2 separate regions of the Homo sapiens genome follow, and region 2 is linked to region 1. The links are chromatin loops, found by intact Hi-C in ENCODE. Cell type or tissue: PC-9. All regions are shown on one strand.

Region 1 (2,500 bases):
CCCCCTGACCAGCTGAGCGTCTAGTGGTCACTTAGGGTAAGTGTTATACGGCCTTTCTCTCACATGACCTTCCTGTGCGTCCTTCTTCTGGACACTTCTTGGCCTCTGAGCCAGCACTCTCATGCTTCTCTTCCCTTTGGCACCTAAATCCAGGTGGGCCCCATCTTTTTTCCACTCTGCTCCTCCCCAAGTCATCCCCCCGTCAGGAAGCAGCACCACTGTCTGCCCACGAGTGCCAGCTGGGAATCTAGAACTCAACCTGATTTCCCTCCCACCTCCCTCGGCCCCCAGACCCTGCCCATCCATCTCCCAAACCTCTGTTTCCACACATGCCCACGAGACCACCAAGAGCTTCAGCCATTCTTGAAGCCCTGGCCACAGGGATTTTTTTCTCAATCCCATTCCTGTCTCTGCTAAAAGCCTCACAGCGGCTGCAGGATAATGTGCACATTCCTGGCAAGGGCCCACGAGGCCCTGCCCGGGTGGGCACCCACTCTCAACCCTATGCTCCACTCTGAGCCCCGGCCCCATGTCTTCTCTTGCTGGCCTCCTATCCAAGAGGGTGAGTCCCCCAGGATCGTGGCTGTGCCTCAGTCCTCTCCAGATCCGAAGGCTCACCAGGGCTTGGCAGGTATTCAGCTAGTTGATGCCTAATGAAGGAGTGAATGGGCCTGGAGGATCATGGTGGGGAAACTCTGCCTGGGACAACTAAGAGCAGGGATGGGGTTCCCTTGCGGGGGCAGGGCCAACTCCCTACCCTGGACTTTGTTGGGGGTGGAGCACCAGGGAGACCCACAGCTGCCTCTTGAATAAAGCTCTGTGGCAGGGAACGTGGTATTATTGCACACATCGCACAGGGGAGGAAACAGGACCAGAGATGCAAAGCGACTTGTGGAGGTCACAAGTGGGGCCAGAGAGCTGCCTGTCTCTGGCCAATGTCCTAGATTCCCCCCCTGGGTAAGTCCCCTACCCCTATCATCGGTGCCCCTCCCTCCATATGCCACTGCAACTGGGAACCTGCTGGGAGCTGGAGGAAGGATGGGCAGAGGGGCCACCTGGCAGGCGCCCTGGCAGCCGGGGTGATCTGTCTTCTCAGGAGATGTCAGGACCTGGGCAGTCTCCTTCCTCTTTGGTCCTGGGGCCTGGGGTGTTGGCCCTTGCAGACCTACAGAGCCCTGGCTCATAGGTAAAGGGCTGCCGCACCTCTGCGCTTCTCAACACACACTCTCTGTGCACTCTGTTTGAGCCAGACCCTGGGCCAGATGCGAGGTTCAAAGAGCAAGGCCATTCCCCCACCTCCAGGGGCTCTGCTCAGATGGGCAGGCACCCTCCCACCGTCACTAGGACAGAGTGGCAGTGCCCAGCCCCGCCCGCCGGGTGCCGTTCCCCACCCTGGCCACAAGGCGGCGGGCTACCGCTGCAGAAGCCTGAGTGAAGGCGGCGGAGACCCAGGGAAGCCAAACCAGGACTACCCAGACAGCCTGGGTGGACCCCCTGCTGCTGTCAAGCGCTTCGAAGCCTTACCTCGTTTAAGGCTCACAACCCTAATCCTTAAGTATTGTGCTTACACCAGAGGACGCTGGGCCTGGGGGAACGTCCTCGCGTGTAAGTTAAGTGGCTGTCAGCAGCTGGCAGGTGACCCAGCAGAATCCAGTTCCCCTTTCCCTAGTCTCAAAACCTGAGCTCTGCATTGTAACGAGTCGGGCGGAGGGAACACCCAGCAGCGGGCCTACGGAGGCGTGTCTCCTTCGTCTGGGCATCCCGGACTCAGTCCTGGCACATAGTGGGCATCAGTGTTCATGGTAATGACATCAGGTACAGCGAAAGAAATCAGAGGCTCCCGAGGATCAGAGGTCATCTGTCCAACCCCTCCCTTTGGGCTAAAGAACAAACCGAGACCCTAAGAGAGGAAAAGAACTGCCCCTAGATCATCACACGGCCGGTGGCAGATGGCAGAACGGTTCTGAGCATCTTTTTTTCCCCTCGGGCTGCCCCTCTCTGAAAAGTTCCTAAAGTTCAAAATGTCAGGGTCGCCTAGAGTGTTCTGAGGATGTAAGACCTGTTTTTAAAACGTGCTCTATTTTCGATTTCCCAGATGAACACAACTGGACTCTGAAGAGGGGGAAAAAAACAACCTCACTTAACCGGACGTCTTTCTGAAACAAACCCATCAAGAGTTCTTTAAAAAAAGGAACTGAAATGCTGGAAGCACCCTCAAAGGGAAGCAGACGCCTGACTTTCACATCCACCCTCTCATCTGACCCCAGACTCCTGGGAGACGGGCAAGTCGGTTGGGCCGGGGCAGGCCCGCAATCCCCCGTTCCGTGCCCAGATGCGCTTCGGAATACAGAACAGCTGGGACTTGGAAAGATAATATGGGGCACACACCTGCAGTAGGTTATATAACCTCCCAGCAGGGCTTGGGGCAGCAGCCGACCATCGAGCTCATTTGCATTTCTGCAGCGAAACATGAATATTCACACAAGTGCGATAAATAAAG
Region 2 (2,500 bases), 150 kb before region 1:
CCACTCCTTTCTGCAGGGACCAGCAACTTGGTGGGAGGAAATAGGCCTTGGATATAAACATCTTGGGCTTAGATCCTGGCTCCGCCTTTTAAAACAAGGCAGCAGACTTCCCATCCACATATTTCCACATGCAAACAGCAGGGACGGTGGTATCTGCTCCTGGGTAGAGCAAGGATTTGGAAGGATGGTAACTGACACCAGGCCTGGCAACCAGTGGGCACTCAGGAAGTGCTAGCTCCCCAATTCCTCCAGCTCACATCAGAGAAGCTGATACTTAGACTGACTTAGACCTTTTTTTTTTTTGAGACAGAGTCTCGCTGTGTCGCCCAGGCTGGAGTGCAGTGGCGCAATCTCAGCTAATTACAACCTCCGCCTCCTGGGTTCAAGCAATTCTCCTGCCTCAGCCTCCCCAGTAGCTGGGATTACAGGCACCTGCCACTATGCACAGCTAATTTTTCATATTTTTAGTAGAGGCAGGGTTTCACCATGTTGGTCAGGCTGGTCTTAAACTCCTGACCTCAGGTGATCCGCCTACCTTGGCCTCCCAAAGTGCTGGGATTACAGGCGTGAGCCACTGTGCCCGGCCTCTTAGACTTCTTTTTTTTTTTTTTTTTTTTTTTGAGACAGAGTCTCGCTCTGTCACCAGGCTGGAGTGCAGTGGTGTGATATCTCAGCTCACTGCAACCTCCGCCTCCTGGGTTCAAGCGATTCTTGTGCCTCAGCCTCCTGAGTAGCTGGGATTACAGGCACGTGCCACCACATCCAGCTAATTTTTGTATTTTTAGTAGAGACAGAGTTTCACCACGTTGGCCAGGCTGGTCTTGAACTCCTGGCCTCATGATCCGCCCACCTCAGCCTCCCAAAGTGCTGGGATTACAGGCGTGAGCCACTGCGCACGGCCTCTTAGGCTTCTTCTTCTTTTTTTTAATTTTATTTATTATTATACTTTAAGTTTTAGGGTACATGTGCACAATGTGCAGGTTTGTTACATATGTATACATGTGCCATGTTGGTGTGCTGCACCCATTAACTTGTCATTTAGCATTAGGTATATCTCCTAATGCTATTCCTCCCCCCTCCCCGCTTAGTAGACTTGTCCTCCTTCCTAGCTGCTGATGGTTCTCAAGTAAGCCTTGAGTAGCATCGCCAGGGGGCGCTGGCAGTAACAGAACCAGCTTGGAAGCGATCTTCACAGACTTGCTGACTTGGCAAACAGCCCTGACACTGTGGGGTTTTTGGACTTTTGCCTATCAGTGGAAAATGTCGCCCTTCTGGTTCCCTAATATCTGGTTTGGTTAATCACCTCCCATGAACTTTGACTCTGCCAGTGTTTCCAGCTCTAAAAAGCCTCTGAACCTGAGTTGGAACTAATTCAACAACAGGACTTGTTAGCAAATGTCTTCAGCCTAACCACCCCCAAACTGAGCTGAGGCACCCCGGGGCACTGCAGATAACTCAGAAGGGCGCCAAATGGATATCTGACATTTGAGGGAAACGGCCACCGCAGTATCTGCAGGACACCGCGTGAACTACTCGCTCGAGACAGTTCAGCTTCAAAGTACGATCACGCACGTGACATTCCCTTTGATAATGTATCTCTATGAAGCTATGTTTTTGCAGGTCACTGTGATTAAAAGTACTTCAAGGAGAAAATGTGGGATATGAAGGTGGTGGTGTCCTATCTGATTTCAAGGGTTGAGATGTGCAACAAGGCATACATCCCGTTAATAATCTGGCGGTTTGGAAATGGAAGGACCCTTTTTCTTTCAACTTATGTCACGCTTTTCAAATGGCTACTAAGTTGTTAGGATAAAGACTTATTATTCGACCTCACTGCTTCATAAACAGAACTGTTGGGTATTTGTTTTGGCCTGGGTTGCCCTGAAACAATGACTGAGATATTAACAGGGCTGTGATCCAAAAGAGTTGGGGAAACTTGGCTTTAACTTTGCAGAAATCTGTAAGTCCTCTTAGAGTGTCCCGTCCATGCTAAAAATATTTCCAACCACCCAGACCAAAGAGGTGGGAGGAGATACTTCAAAATACAAGGTGCTTTAGAAGTCGGTGCCAGAGGAGAAAGCAGCCCAGCCTTCCAGGCCAAGCTGGCTGCCCGTCTGGCCACCCCTCCTCTCTGAACTTCCGTGTTCCTCATCCGTAAAATGAGGGGGCTGGACTGCGATGAGGATATTCATGAGAACTAAGATCTAATGCCCACTTATCATTTCCCAGGCACCGGTAAAGCCCTTTCTAAGCATTAGTTATTCAGATCTTACAATAGCCTGTAAGCTGGTGGGATCATTATCCCCATTTTATAGATGAAGAAGCTGAAGCCTGGGCAAGTAATTTGCCCAAGGTCACTGGGTATAAGAGATCACAGCAGCGCTTTTACTCGGGCAAGCCTGACTCCAGAGCTGCCAGCTACTCTGCCTCCTGAAGGCCTTTCCATGCTGAACTTTTTTTTTTTTTTTTTGAGACAAGGTCTCCCTTGGTTGGCCAGGCT

What was found. Hi-C counts contacts between places; a loop is a spot of excess contacts. Peaks named below come from ENCODE experiments on the same cell type or tissue, not always from the same donor. Only the 100,000 strongest peaks of a DNase experiment are listed, where the experiment ranks them.
Region 2: it touches region 1 in a loop (4-fold over the local background); 2 of 110 quality-filtered maps call a loop at or near these places.

Annotation. Positions count from the first base shown.
Region 1 is chr17:45,426,834-45,429,333 of GRCh38, forward strand. All of the region lies in intron 4 of ARHGAP27 (Rho GTPase activating protein 27), which reads right to left. LOC124904016 (a long non-coding RNA gene) reads left to right here and starts at 1,730. Exons shown (of 2, transcript XR_007065825.1): 1 at 1,730-1,815; 2 at 2,096-2,500. In PC-9, CTCF peaks have their summits at 1,400 (motif pointing right) and 1,605 (motif pointing right); a DNase peak (open chromatin) is centred at 1,448.
Region 2 is chr17:45,276,227-45,278,726 of GRCh38, forward strand. All of the region lies in intron 6 of MAP3K14 (mitogen-activated protein kinase kinase kinase 14), which reads right to left. Among named protein-coding and RNA genes, the nearest start is that of SPATA32, 15 kb to the left of the region's middle. In PC-9, a CTCF peak has its summit at 1,150 (motif pointing right); a DNase peak (open chromatin) is centred at 1,275; H3K27ac peaks cover 1,017 bases.